Linked DNA regions of Homo sapiens: region 2 is linked to region 1. Evidence: chromatin loops called from intact Hi-C (ENCODE). Cell type or tissue: Calu3. All regions are shown on one strand. Region 1 overlaps FGGY (FGGY carbohydrate kinase domain containing). Region 2 holds the start of LOC124904192 (a long non-coding RNA gene).

Region 1 (8,000 bases):
CATAATGTTTCTATGTTTCTCAAATGTCTTGAAAAACAAGCTACCTTGAGCTTCTTGAGTGCACAGTCTGTCTCTCATTGTCCACTGAACCACATCAACCCTCTCCTCGCCGAATCAATGCCTAGCATATACTTTGTTTTCAAAACATGCAGTCTGAGAGCTAGTCTTGACACAGAGAGTGTCCTGAGAATGCTGGTTCCTAGAGGGCTGACGACAACAGGTCCTGGTAAACAAAGAGGAAGCGAGGCACCTTCTGAGCAGCACCTCAGCACTTTCATTGTTAGGTGTAACAGTGGTCTACTGTACCGTGTGGAATCCCATCCCACTCCACCCCTCTGGTAACTTCTGCCAATGTCACTTGTTAAAGAGACCATGACAGAGAAACTGGTCCCACTTGCCCACTCTTCTCAGCTAGTAACAGAAGACCATCAGTTCATAATACATGACTGTGCTGTCTCCCTGTGGTGCCCTCCCAAAGGGCTCATACACACCCACATCCTGCTCAGGCCTCAGGGGAAGTCAGCTGTGAGGCTTTGTGGACACAGCAAAGAAAAACAAAGTGGAGAAGACTGAGGAAAGGGCCTACTACAGAAATTGGGCTGGCAGGAACAGTGTCTCAGTGGGGGCGGGGAAGCCATGATCCTGCAAATATCTCTTCCTATAGGAAAACCTCCTCATCTACCCAAGACTTGGGACAGCCCCTTCTTCCTACTTCCACCACACTCCAGCCATGCATTAACTATAGTAGTTACCATTTTGTATTGTAGTATCTCCTTTTTCTGTCTGTCTTTCTCAATGTGCCTGAGCTCTTTGAAGGCAGGCATGACATTTTATCTTATGAAGACTTTTAGCACTTAGCCAGGTAAATTAAAAAAAAAAGTTTTCTTTATGAGTGAATAGTTAATGAATATTTTAAAAATAAATTTTAAATTTTAGAATAGTTTTACAATATAAGATGGTTGTAAAGATCATATATACCTCACATCCAGTTACATTTCCCCTATCATTACTATCTTGTCAAGTATATATGTCACAGTGAATGACACTGATATATTATCATGAACTGAAGACCATACTTTATTCAGATTTCCTTAGATTTTACCTAATGTTCTTTCTCTGCTCCAGGATCCCATCCAGGATACCATATTACATTTAGTTATCATGGCTCTTTAGGTTCCTCTTGGCTGTGATAGTTTCTCTGACTTTCCCTGTTTTTTGATGACCTGGATGACAGCTTTGAGAAATACTGGTCAAGTATTTTATAGGATGTCCCTTAACTAAGATCTGTTTGGTGTTTTCCTGGTAATTAGACTGGGCTTATAGGATTGGGGGATGAACACAACAGAGACAAAGTGTCATTTTCATTACATCATATCAAGGGTACGTACTATCAACATGACTTATCATTGTTGATGTTGACCTTGTCACGTGGATGCTGTTTCTCATATTTCTCCAATGTAAAATTACTCTTCCCCCGTTTTCCATACCATATTTTGTGGAAGGAAATCGCTATGTGCAGCCCACACTTAAGGAGTGGAAAGTTATGCTCCACCTCCTTGATGGTGGAACATTTATATAAATTATTTGGAATCTTTCTGCATGGGAGATGTCTCTCTTCTTTTCATTGATTTATTTATTCAAAATAATTTATGTCAGTATGGTCTTATGGATATTTATGTTATACTTTGAGTTATAATTCATAATACTTCATTTTACTGCTTAAATTGTTCCAGTTTTGGCTAGTGGGAGCTCCCACAGTTGGCTCCCTGTGACATATTCTCATCTTTTTTGTTGAGAACTTCCTAACTTTCTGGCACTGCAAATGCTCCAAGCTCATCTTGTATATTTCCTATTCCAATCCTAAAATCAACTATTTCTCCAAGGAGTCCTGGTTCTTTGTATTGGATAATGGTATTAGATACCATGATCTGGACACTATGTGCTTGTAAAAACTAGCTCTTGAGGTATCCTTATTTCTAGACCATCTCAGCTAACAGAGCCAGGAAATAAATATGTGTTTACTAACCTGTATATGTATATATATCCATAACTATTTCTATATGCATCCATCTGCATCTATGTTAAACTAAATATGAGTTTGTTTCAGGAAGTCAGGGACCTCAAACAGTGGGACTGGCTGGAGCTGCAGCAGAGGAACATAAATTGTGAAGATTTCATTTTAATATGGACATATATCAGTTCCCAAATAATACTTTTATAATTTCTTACGCCAATCTTTACTTCAATCTCTGAACATAAATTGTGAAGATTTCATTTTAATATGGACATTTATCAGTTCCCAAAATTAATACTTTAATAATTTCTTATGCCTGTCTTTACTTTAATCTCTTAACCCTGTTATCTTCATAAGCTGAGAATGTACTTCACCTCAGGACCACTATTGTGTTAACTGTACAAATTGATTGTAAAAGATGTGTGTTTGAACAATATGAAATCAGTGCACCTGGAAAAAGAACAGAATAACAGTGATTTTAGGGAACATAGGAAGACAACCATAAGGTCTGACTGCCTGTGGGGTCGGGCAAAAAGAGCCATATTTTTCTTCTTGCAGACAGCCTAAAACAGATGTGCAGGTAGGGAAGATATCGCTAAATTATTTTCCCAGCAAAGAATATTAATAATTAATACCCTGGGGAAGGAATGCATTCCTGGGGGGAGGTCTATAAAAGCCACTCTGGGAGTGTCTGTCTTATGAGGTTGAGATAAGGACTGAAATATGCCCTGGTCTCCTGCAGTACCCTAGGCTTATTAGGGTGGGGAAAAAACCCACCCTGGTAAATTTGAGGTCAGATCGGTTCTCTGCTCTTGAACCCTGTTTTCTGTTGTTTAAGATGTTTATCAAGACAATACATGCACAGCTGAACATAGACACTTATCAGTAGTTCTGAATTTGCCCTTGTACTGTTTCCTCAGAAGTATGTGATCTCTGTTCTCCTTTTTGCCTTTGAAGCATGTGATCTTGTGACCTACTCCCTGTTCTTGCACCCCCTCCCCTTTTGAAATCCTTAATAAAACTTGCTGGATTTAAGGCTCAGGTGGGCATCATGGTCCTACTGATATGTGATGTCACCCCCAGCAGCCCAGCTGTAAAATTCCTCTCGTTGTACTCTTTCTCTTTATTTCTCAGCCGGCTGACACTTACGGAAAATAGAAAGAACCTACGTTGAAATATTGGGGGTGGGTTCCCCCAATATGAGTTCATACTGATGTCTCTAATTCTAGTCCATAACCACATGGATTGTTCATGTGATTAACAACTCATTTTTAATAACAATATCATATTTGGTATTTTGTGCCAGGTACAGTGCCAAGTCATTTACAAAGATGGCCTAATTTGAACCTGAACAAAACTTTATGGGTAAATACTATCACTCACATTTAACAGATGCAGAAACTGAGGCACTGAAAGATGAAGCATCCTGCCTAAATTCACACAGTAAGTGGTGGGGGCAGCGTATGAGCCTATGTCTTTGAGTCTCCACATCCCTTCAATGATAGAGAACCACTATCTCAATATTAAGACTGAAAAAACTTCAGTTCTGAGCGATTTAAGATGCAGATGTAGTTCCCAGCTCTCTTCAGGTATTGTTCTGCTCAAATCTTACCTCCTCAGTGTTTCTCCCTACCCCGACCCCCCCAGGGTCCTGTCCCCATCTGACATGCTAACTGGAAGACAAGTTGCCAAGTTACAACCCAACCTGACAGCTCAAGAAAAGGATGTCAGTACAATGGCAAGGATCAGCTCCATCTTACCCCATGACTTTTCAACCTCTGGCTAACCCCTGCTGTGTATTATCTGGGGTTTTGGTGACTTGGTAGTAATTAACTCTGAACAAGCAGCTCTGCTTTCATGGAGTTAAAAAAAGAATGGCATTTTTCCCCTGTTAATTAAATCACCCACAAGGAAGATAAATGTGCAGCCCATGCTTGTATCTTCTAAAATATCAAAGGCCTTATTAACATGTCTTATGTTCAACCTCAGGCTTTTTCTCCAGATTCCTGGAAGCAACAGGAACCTGGAGGTACGAAGCTTCTAAGTATTTACCAATACTCACTTATGTGGTCATTCGTTCATTCATTTATTCTTTTTGGGTGATCTAGAAAGAGGCAACCTGGATCAAGCACAAAACGTTCCTGGGAATTTTGTCTCAATCTACTAAATTGGAAACATCAGAAGTAAGCAGACAGGAAGAAAGAGGATCCTTCAGATCATGCTGAAAACCACTTTTTGAAAAGCCCGCATCACCCTTTGGTCCCTGTGTTCTGTTTGGTTAATTTTTCCTCACAGTGGCGGTTTTATTTGCCAGAACCACAACAAAGGGGGTCCTTGAGTCTCCCTGGGAGTGTTTCCTCAGACCTGCACCTCTCCTAGACCTCACAAAGGTGTTATTGTTGCTGGGTTCCCAGCACCTGAGGAGATCAAAGGCACTTTCCCATGCCAGCATGACCACAGTCTCACCCTCATGACATAACATTAAAGCTGATGATTAATCCCCTTGGCCCAGAGGGTCCCTTCCCACTCCCAAGTACAAAGCAGGATGGGGGTGGGGACTTTATTTCCAGCACAACACAGCCATCATAAACTGGCCTTTTATGGCCCTCATTCATCGCAACCAACTGCAGCTGCCCATCAAACTCGTTAAAGCCCAAACAGTTGCTTCATGTGAGCCGTTTACATCACTAGGAAAGTTTAATAACAATCTCCACCATTTTTGAGTGTCTGCTGTGTGCTAGGTACAAACCTACATAATGCATGTTACTCAACAACCCTGTGAGACTGGCATCATTATCCCCAATTTGATGGATGAAGAATCTGAAGCTTAGAGAAGTTAAGTAGCTCACTCAGGTCAGAGGGCCAAAACATGCATGAGCAGATGTTCAAGCTTGCCTCTGGACAATGTAAAAGCCCATGTTCTCACCATTCCTCTATGGGTACATCATCTTCATGCACAATTCAGGGAGGCAAGGAGGAGTATGAGCTTTGGAATCAGAGTTAGATTTCAGTTCTTAGCTCAAGAACTTCAAAGCTTTGTGACTTTGGGAAAATTACTGGACTTTTCTACGCTTTAGGTCCCAAATGTGTACATTAAATGGGTAGGGAAAGCCAGCCTCATCTCCATTAAGAGACAGTAAGACTAAGAAGCAGGCCATCACAGAGACACTTGCATCCATTTAGATTTGCTTCTGTTCAGAAATCTGAATTGAGTGGGGTAAAAATGCCTGAGATTCAGATCTCCCAGGAGAAGCCTGATTAGATGTATCCCTGTGAAAATAAGAGATAATTTAAACAGGATTAAATCAGTATTCAGTGAAGACAATCTAACAAGTGTAGACTCATATCAAGGGAAAGAAGGGCTGGCTCCTGGGCTGGTGCCTTCTGGCTTAAAGAGGCCTCAGGCCTCTGCAGATCTCTCCCTTCAGGGACAGCTGAGCCTTACAAAAGGGCTGCTGAGCAGAAGAAATATGCTGAAATTATTATTATTATTTTTGAGATGGAGTGTCGCTCTTGTTGCCCAGGCTGGAGTGCAATGGCACTATCTCGGCTTGCTGCAACCTCTGCCTTCTGGGTTCAAGCAATTCTCCTGCCTCAGCCTCCCAAGCAGCTGGAATTACAGGTGCCTGCCACCACGCCCGGCTAATTTTTTGTATTTGTAGTAGAGACGGGGTTTCACCATGTTGGCCAGGCTGGTCTTGAACTCTTGACCTCAGGTGATCCACCCACCTCGGCCTCCCAAAGTGCTGGGATTACAGGCGTGAGCCACTGTGTCTGGCCAAATATGCTGCAATTTTTAAACTTAGAAAAATTCCATTCAAGACTGCCCAGAGCCCAAACAGAAGGAAATCTATTTCCTTAAAGTCCAGCACAAATGTCACCTCAAGAAGATTCTATCACCCTGCACCCTCCCAGGCAGAGTCAGCCACTGTTTGCTTTCTGCTCAGTAACAACAACAGTCCTAGTGATTAAGAGTGAGCCCTTGTGATGTGCTTACTGCATGTGGAGCACTTAGTATCACCTCATTTAATTCTTGCAGCACTCTGACAGGTGCTGTCACTCTCTACATATTGTAGATGAGGAATCTGGGACCCAGAGAGTTTAAGTACCTTGCCCAAAGGCCCACACTTAGTAAACTGAGGAAGTGGGACTGGAAACCACTCGGGCTGGCTCCCTCAGCCATAGAAAATGGGATGCCATGTGCAAGAATACCTCGCATATTGCTTGGCACATAACAGATGCTTAGTATCATGAGTTCAATTTGTATCTACATTGGGGGGCCTCACATTATATTCTAATACCTGTTATAACTTCATCTCATCCCACTGAGCCGATGTCATTCTTATATCCACAGTTTAGCACAAGAGCAGGGATTGATAAGTAAGTACATGTATTTATATCAACTGAACTAGAATATCTGATGGTAAAAAGGCTCAGGGGTCCCTACAGTTGCAAAACAGTCTCACATCCCACTTAATTTCCTCCATAGCTGCTTTGGTTCTGCCCTGGGCTGTGTCCCGCTCTAATCTCTGCTCATCTCCCTGCTCCTCCCCCACTCTGCCCTCTATTATACTTATCTGGGAAAATTCCAAAGAGTCGTCGATTTAAGTTTAACAGAGTAATGACTTTTAAATAAAAATATGGTAGAAATGGGTACTTATCGGAATGGAATGCTTTCAGACTCATGCATTTAAAGAAGATATAAATTTTAGGGCAGGCACTAAATTTTAACTGCAATCTTGGAGAAAGCCTTTTCACTAATTCATGGAGAAAAATTAACAAAGTGAAAATTGCTTATCAGTGTTCTTTTGAAGTCATGATACGCAGGCTAATTCTATAGATCATCAGGACGCTCCCAGGGAGATGGATTTATATTGATTGAGAGAGAGTTCCCTGGCCAAGGAAAACAGACACTCTTTGCCGAGAAGACCCCGCTACCCATTAGGGACAGATCAGTCTGGGGGAGCTAGACTTTGTCACCTTAGGATCAGATGTCACCATTCATGCCTGGGCTCTCTGGCCAGGGTGACGTCAAAGGGAGCACTCAATCCTTTTCATGCTTACTAAGAATTTGGCCCCTGGAAAAAGATCCAGCAAATGTTAAGCAAGGGAGGTAGAGTGGGGAGCTGGGCTTCTGGCTAGACAAAGCACAAGGGGCAGGCAGGGAAAAGAGGAAAGAAGTGAAAGGGTGAAGAAGCCAGCACTCAGGGTCTCCTTCCAGGCTACCTCCTGCTGTGTGGTGGCCTTGCCTTTGTGCTCAGTGGACTCACCCCCATGTGACAAGAAGACGTTCCACAGATGACAGCCAGCCGTGACGTCACTGGCTGCCCCTCACAGATGAGGCCGTGCCCTCTCACATCTGCCCCAATCACTCCTGTGAGAAAGGAAAACAAAAACAAATCCTCTTTAACACATAAAAAAAGAGGGAGAGAAAGCTAAAAACAAGCATTAACAAATCTTCTTTTTAATAGTCAAACAACATGGAGGAAGGGTCCTGTGTGTAGGGCAGTCTCAAGGAGAAACCCAAAGGGCATACTTGCCTGCATAGGAAACCTCGGAAGCCTGCTCAGATTTTGCTTTGTTCTGGTCAATGTATGGCACCCAACGTTATAATAATGGCAGTAATTGTGATTGTCATAATAAAAGCAGCAGCTATCAGTTATTTTCTGCTCACTAAATACCAGGCACTATGCTACATATTTGCATACATGGTCTCATTTTAACACTATCATAGATATTATTAATGTTAGACATCAGAGGAGAAACTAAGGTCTGCAGAGGTTAACTGACTTGCCCAAGGTCACTGCTAAGAAGGAGCGGAGCCAAATGGAATCTGGTTTAACACATCACATCTCAGTCCCAAAGAAGCAAAAGCAAAGGATGGTCTGATGACTGAATCTTTCTGGCATCCCTAGGTCACCATTCTTACTACTACTTATCGCAGAACTCCAATTGTGAAGGAGAGAATGACTGAGAGCGAGTTCCT
Region 2 (8,000 bases), 58 kb after region 1:
TATCATGTATATATATTATATATATAATACATATTTTATATATATATATATATATATATATGGCGACACCACAAAAGCCAATGCGTATACCTAGAAAATAGGTGACCACCAGCAGGCCCAAGCATCTCATTACACATAGCAGATGCTACAGTGGCAAGATATTGTAGATACCACCTTTTTAGTGAAATAGAGGTTCTCAAATTCTCTTTGCCTGGTCAAGTCTGGTTCAAGAAGTCCAACAAGCAACTGGTAACTATTGTAGGTCAGTGTTCAGAGGAGTGCTGTACATAATTTGTATTTTAACACAATAAATATTATAATAGTAATAGTGCCCATTTATCAAAACCTATGAGCTTTTAGTCACTGCTCTTCTTACTTTTCAGTTGCTATCACCTTCATTGCTAACACCAAACCAATGGTATTAGAATTAGATTTTATAGTAATAGAATTAGATTCTCTACATGAAGAGTCTATGATATTGCAACCTATTATTCTACAGTTGTAGAAATACAAGCACAGAAAGATTACATAATTTGTTCAAAGTCACTATGTAATGGGACATGGTCAGGATTTTAGCCCAAGATTCTCTGACTCCATGGTATGGCGTCTTCCTACTATACCATGTAGGTTAGAGAGGGCAGGCATAGAATGTGATGAGTAGAAAAGGAAGACCACCTCATTTGCAGGAGGCTCCCCTGGTAGGTCCTGTCTAGGAACAAAACCACAAGAGTCATGAAATCCGAACATGCTGAATCTTTTAGCTTCTTCCAGTCCTCTCCTCTGATTCCTTCTCTGTTCCAAAAACAGAGACACGGGATTTTGAATGGCCCATACAGACCATCAACTTCAGTGTATACATTTTACAGTAGAGAAAACTGAACCCAGAGAAGGAGGTGGCTTCCCTGGAGTCAACCAGTTGTGGGAGCAGAGTCTAGATTGAATCCAGAGCTCCTGACTCAAGGAAGGCTTCTTCCACGTTGTCAGCACTCCCTGCTATGGCAGCACCATCCTGCATCTTCCCCCACCTGGAGTAGGAAGCTCATCTAAGCCAGGGCAATAAGTCACAAAGAGAACAAGGGAGTTGGCAAAAATTCAACAGATTCCAGGAGTGTGGGCGGCCAATTCTGAACTATTCAGAGCATAGTCTTTTTAGCTTGAAATCATCATCCACTTTGGCACCCACAGTGACCCAATTCTCTAGATAATTGCTGGTGCCCTATTTTGTTCTCACCTAGCCTAAGGCCACATGCAAAAAGCCTTCCCTGGGTAGATCATAATTAATCACTCTTTCCTCTACAATCCAACAGCATGTTTTTTGGAATTACATCATTCTGCTCTACATAATGGCTTTTTCCCTTGTGCTTCCCTCTTCTAATTTAGATTATAATCGCCTTGAGGGCAGAGCTCTTTTTGTAGATAATATATCCATAAGAGGCAGGTGGTTTAGCATAGCACTTGGGAGTTCAGGTTAGGGGGTGGACAGGCTTGGATGGTGGTGGCTTTATCACTCACAGGGCTTGTGACCTTGGGCAAGTGATTTAACTTCCCTGCAACGGTTTCCTCACCTGTAAAAAGGCTATAATAATGTTATTTTTCTCCCAGAGTGGTTATAAGAATCAAGCAAGATAATGCAAATAAGTGTTTTAGCATGTTGTCTGCCACATGACAAATGCTAGACAAAAGTCAGATAAAATTATGGTTATTATGACTCCCTATTCCCAGTGTATTGGACATCGCCTGACACACAGAGGGTACTCAGCTCATTCTGGCCGAGCTTACAAAGCTTGAGGAGAGATCCTTGATGTTACAGCATGTGGAGATATATGCTTTTGGGGTCATGAGAGCAAACTGCAGAACCTGTGAAAGCTGTTAAAAAATTCACAGTGGTGGAATTCAGTTTTCTAGCACAAAAAGTTTCTCCCTATGGTCATGTCTCCACGGCATGCCTTCAGAGGGAAATGCTTTAAAAGTGCAGAAGGTGTTCTCTTTAGAGTTATTTTAAGAACAAAACGCTTGTTTCAAAAGGAAAATTCATTATTTTGTCAGCAAAATACTTGACTGTTAAGATGTCCAATGCTTTCAAGACCCATGCAAACAGTTCTACCATGGAGAGTTACCCCACTTCTAGGAAAAGGAAAACTTGGGAAATACATGAAAATACTTTAGGTGTCATTGTGCTAAAAATATTACAAGGTTTAAAGCAGTGGTTTCTACAATTTTGCTTTTTTTTTTCACAATCAAATACAAAGATCACATAAAGAAAACTAGGGATTTATATAGGTTTCTCAATTTTTTATCCTGTCTCATTTACTAATTAAAACCAAATCTTACAATGAGGATTTATTTGACACAAAATTGTATCACTAAAAACATAGGAAGCAGAGGATCTCAAAATAAAGGATGTTCTTTTTTAAGGTAAATACACTTCCTTTTATGACCTCATGTATTTATTGCATCACACACCAGTGAACACTTTGTCAAGGGCCAGCGTTGGTTTCTCGTCTGGACTACTGTTTGCAAACTGCTGACTTACAAAATGGTAACAGCCTCCTAACAATGGGTGAATCTACAGGATGTCAAGCAGCAACTCTCAGGTGAACCACTCAGTCAGTGGATCTGGTGTTAACTATACAATGCCAAATGTCTTCTGGTGATCTGAAGACATCAGGGGCTTTTCTATCATGTAGACCAAACATGATTCAGGTAACTGACAAAATTTTTCACTTCCCAACCAGATGTCTTACTTGCATAGAAATGAAGCCCAACTTGTACTTTCATGTGCAAATAGGCTAGACATAAATTCACCCCTGGAGGGCAGGATTAATTGCTTATCCTCAACGAACGCTAAATTACATATTATTTCTTCTTCTATTTCCAACTATTTTACCTTTGAAGAAGGTTTTCTGCTATTGTTTTGAAAAGCACACATTTCATCTTAGAAATGGTCTGTCTTTTTACATGTTTCTTCCTTTTTTTTTTTTTTTTTTTTTTTGGCAAGAAGGCAGTGTGCTACAATGAAGAGTGTGATCTTAGAAGTCAGGATAATCTGAGTTCTAATTCCATGCACCTACTTTCCCAAACTTTAAGGGCCTTGCAAAAAAGGCACTTAAAATCCCTGAATTCAGTTTCTCTGCAGATATATATCATAAAAGCCATCTATAAGAGGCACTGTGAAGATTTGAGATCATTTATTCCTATAATATGTATTGGGTGCTTGCTCTGTGCCTGGTACTGAGAGACCATGGAGAACCACAGTGTCTGCCTGTCCTCCAGGGGCTCTGTCAGTAACAACACACTCATGCCTAACAAGCTGGAATGACAAACGTACCATAAAACTAAGGTGATATCTTTATTCAGGATTTTAAATAAAATTATGAGTAACTCCAACTGTTGCTGATCCTTAAAGATGAATATCAAGTTTATAAAAGGAAGGATATGTCTGAAACCTTTGCTCTTCCTTAAATCTACTTTCAAGCATACCCTGGAATTTGCTCTGATCATATTTGTTTAAAGAATTCACGTGGTTATCAATGAGCTTCCACCTTCTATGCCGTTGTCCTGACAACCAAGCATTTACTAGACAGAATATGGAAAACAGGTAACAATGTGTCTCTACAGTCAGGGTTGTAGGCAAAATTCGACAGTACAGAGACAATCAAATGACTAGGGTCTTTGTGTTTGAAATCCTTAAAGGGAAATACAAACATATATATGTATATATTTACACACACACACATACATATATATACATGAATAAAAGAGAGTAAAGATTTTACAGAGAAATTAACTGGGCAAGGAGAAGCTGCTATGCATGACTCACTTGTACTTTAATAGCAGCTATGTTTCAAGAGTCAGGTCACAGGTAATGTTGCACATAAGGAAGAAAGGCTAAGTCTGCTGTTACTGTTGTTCAGTTACACTAATAAGATGTTAGGTTCTTTTCCTAGCCTATGTTTCACCAAAGCCAGAAATATCTCAAACATATGAAGAAATGGAATACGACTATGTTCTTAAACTTTTTTTCCAGGACCAAAACTTTTTTTTTCCAAATGAAATCCTCTATAGCACTCTAGCACAGCAGTCTCCCCTTATCTGCAGTTTCGCTTTCCATGGTTTCAATTTCTCATGGTCAACTCTAGTACAAAAATATTAAATGGAAAATTCCAGAAATAAACAATTCATAAGTTTTAAATTGCACACCATTCTGAATAGTGTGATGAATTCTCACGTTATCTAGCTTGGTCCCACCTGGGATGTGAATCATCCCTTTGTCCAGCAAATCCATGCTGTAGGCACTACCTCCCTGTCGTCCGCTTAGTAATCCTCTCAGTTACCAGATCAAAAAAAAAAAAAAAACAAACATAGTATACATAGGGTTCAGTACTACCCATGTTTTTAGGCATCCACTGGGGGTCTTGGAAGGTATTTTCCATGGACAAGGGGGAACTACTATATATAATTATTCTCTGGTTCAAGCAGAGAAGAAAGTGTCCAGGGGTGATACATGCAACAGCTCTGGCACCAGAGGATCATCCAGATTTGGGGGGCTGAGAAATAGAGATCAAAATCTAAACATTAACCTATGGTGAGAGACTATCCATCTTGGAAGCATTAAAGAGGGGAGGGATGGTAATTTGGAACTGTAAAATAGAGCTCCTTGAAACTTCTACTACAGTGCAAAAGCAGAAGCAGCAGAAAGTGTCCACTTTTAACCACACAGACAATGACCTCACTCCTGAATGAAGGAGGACACTGGCATTTGCAGTCCCTCCGGGGGAGGAGTGGAATTTGCCAAGTTGGCATTTAGCCAAAATGATGGAGTAAAATCCCTGAAGCCCTCACTCATGTTGACGTGGAAATCGAGCAGAGAAAGATTCAAAACATGACATAACTTAATGACACTTAAAGTTCTATCTACGTCACCCAGTTGGTGGGGGAGGGGGATCATACACATATTGGGAAAAATGCTCAAGTGCTAGGATGGCAGCATGAACAGCATTTGGGAACTTGTTAGAAGTGTGCATTCTCAGTCCCCACCCTAGACCTACTGAAGCAGAAACTGTGGTGTGGAGCCCAGCCATCCTCCCTCACCAGGTGATTTTGACGCACACCAAGGTATGAAGAGCCCTGCATTAGAGTCACCTAGGGAGCTTCTGAAAATAGCAATTCCTGGGCCCCATTCTTGACTTCTGGTCAATGTTATAAAGTGGAACCCTAGGATTCTTATTTTTAAAAGCTCCCAGGTAATCCGGAGACATAAGCAGAAATAGGCACAGAATCCAAAGAAAATAAATGTTAACAATGAGAACATTTAAAGGCATTATGTATTGGATGTGTGAATTTTACAAGTACAATCTAAGATTAAACGATGGCCTCTCTTCTGAGTTGAATGACTTTGGGCAAGCTACTCGCCAGCCTACTTCTCCTCATTTGTAAAATACACATATTTTAGGGTTGTGAAAGTTGAATGATAATAAATTCTTGGTACAGTGTCTGGTACATAGTAAGCACTAAATAAATGAGGTCAATTTTTATTAATCTCCTAATAACAATAAAGAAAAGCTAACTCATGTAGAATCCTGTTATACCAAGTGGCACAGGTTGGGGTACAGGAGGGAGACCCTCCAGCATCTTTGAAGCTTTCTTACTCCCTTGTGTCCTGTTGTCCATGAGAATATGCTCTTTCAGGGAAATGTAACATCCTCTAATTATGCTGCCTGGCAAAAATCAGGTGCAAAAAAGGGCCTGGAAGACTGCGTACGGAAAAATGGGGCAGCAGTGTGAGAGTATTCTGAAACAACGCGAAGACAGAAATAGCAGCGCCGACAGAGTTGCAGGTACTAACAGGAAATCCACACTTCCAGGAAGGGTGAGCCAACTGACATGGGGAAGAATTGTTCATTCTCTCTGGCCTTCTGTGTGCAGAAAGGAGACAGGTGAGAGTCAGAAGAACAGACTGGCAACAGAGGATGGAGGCCTACGGCTGAACAGAAATGGGCAATTCTTGCTGAAATCCAGATGAGGAGAATTGCATTCTACTCTGGTTTTTTTTGTTTCTTTGTTTGTTTGAGACGGAGTCTGGCTCTGTCGCCCAGGCTGGAGTGTAGTGGCATGATCTCGGCTTACTGCAACCTCTGCCTCCTGGCTTCAAACTATTCTCCTGCCTCAGCCTCCTGAGTAGCTAGGATTACAGGTGCCTGCCACCACGCCTGGCTAATTTTTGTATTTTTTAGTAGAGATGGGGTTTTGCCATGTTGGCCAGGCTGGTCTCAAACTCCTGACCTCAGCTGATCTGCTGCCTCGGCCTCGCAAAGTGCTGGGATTATAGGCATGAGCCACCGTGTCCAGCCTCTGGCTGTTTTTTTAAGCAATTATTTCCACTAAGGTGAGAAACCAGCACACTTCAAGCACTTTTTTTCCTCTTCCTGCTGGAAATTTGTAAATCTATTTTCCAAGGATGATGATGTGGGATGTTTGGGTCTACATATCTGTGTTTTGGCAGTTCTTTCTCTATGAAATACCCTTCTCTATTCTTCACAAGGCTAACCTCTCTACTCCTTCTGGAAGCAATTCAGGGGTCACCTACTCCAGGAAGGCAATCCTGAATGCTTACCTGTTTCACACCCAGAGTTGTGGTAGTTAGGCCCCCCTCATTATTGCCATAACACCTAACATATAATTGTCATGTTGCCTTAAATCAGTGTTTCCCAGAGGAGTTTAAAAAGATGTTAAAAGGTATTATTTGAAAGAAGCTATTTGTGCAAATAAATTTAGGAAATGTAAAGTTGAACAAAGTACACAGGTTTCTGTGATGTAACAATTGGGACTTTAATATGCTGGTGTGCACTGAGAATCTCTAAGGAAATATCACATATGAATCCCCAACCTGATTTGATTGTAGACATTTTTTTAATCAATCTAGTAACCACATTTTATTTATTTATTTGTTCATCTATTTTATTTTTTTTTAACTTTTATTTTAGGCTCAGGGGTACATGTGCAGGCTTGTTACACAGGTAAACTGCGTGTCACATTAGTTTGGTGTGCAGATTATTTCATCACCCAGCTGATAAGCATAGCACTCTACAGGTAGTTTTTCGATCCTCACCCTCTTCCCAACCTCTACCCTTAAGTAGGCCCCAGTGTCTACTGTTCTCTCCTTTGTGTTCATATGTACTTGGTGTTTAGCTCCCACTTACCAGTGAGAATATGCAGTATGTGGTTTTCTGTTCCTGCATTAGTTTGCTTAGGATAATGGCCTCCAGCTCCATTCATGTTGCTGCAGAGGACAAAATCTTATTCTTTTTAATGGCTGTGTAGTATTCCAGGGTATACATGTGCCATATTTTCTTTATCCGGTCCACTGTTGATGGGCATCTAGGTTGATTTCATGTCTTTGCTATTTTGAATAGTGACACAAAAAATAAAAATATCTAGGAATACAGCTAACCAGAGAGGTGAAAGATCTCTACAACGAGAATTACAAAACACTGCTGAAAGAAATCAGAGATGACACAAATAAATGGAAAAACATTCCATGCTCATGGAAAGGAGGAATCAATATTATTAAAATGGCCATACTGCCCAAAGTAATTTACAGATTCAATGCTATTCCCATCAAACTGCCAATGACATTTTTCACAGAACTAGAAAAAACTATTCTAAAATTCATATGGAACCAAAAAAGAGCCCGAATAGACAAAGCAATCCTAAGCACAAAGAACAAAGCTGGAGGCACCACATTACCTGACTTCAAACTATATTCCAAGGCTACAGTAACTAAAACAGTATGACACTAGTACAATAACAGACACATAGATCCATGGAAAAGAATAGAGAGCACAGAAATAAAGCCACACACCTACAACAATCTGATCTTCAACAAAGTTGACACAAACAAGCAATAAGGAAAGACCCCTCCCCCCAATTCAATAAATGGTGCTGGGATAACTAGCCATATGCAGAAGATTGAAACTGGACCCCTTCCTTATACCACATAT

Evidence for each region. Hi-C counts contacts between places; a loop is a spot of excess contacts. Peaks named below come from ENCODE experiments on the same cell type or tissue, not always from the same donor. Only the 100,000 strongest peaks of a DNase experiment are listed, where the experiment ranks them.
Region 2: a loop joins it to region 1, with 3 times the contacts of the local background. A loop is called at or near these places in 3 of 110 quality-filtered maps.

What each region holds. Positions count from the first base shown.
Region 1 is chr1:59,553,512-59,561,511 of GRCh38, reverse strand. It overlaps FGGY (FGGY carbohydrate kinase domain containing), which reads right to left. Exons shown (of 16, transcript NM_018291.5): 8 at 7,285-7,388. Among named protein-coding and RNA genes, the nearest start is that of MIR4711, 180 kb to the left of the region's middle. In Calu3, no CTCF peak of the experiment used is centred here; a DNase peak (open chromatin) is centred at 4,361.
Region 2 is chr1:59,495,656-59,503,655 of GRCh38, reverse strand. The region is part of intron 6 of FGGY (FGGY carbohydrate kinase domain containing); the gene reads right to left. It overlaps LOC124904192 (a long non-coding RNA gene), which reads left to right and starts at 2,624. Exons shown (of 3, transcript XR_007066139.1): 1 at 2,624-2,703; 2 at 5,732-5,837. In Calu3, no CTCF peak of the experiment used is centred here; a DNase peak (open chromatin) is centred at 3,565.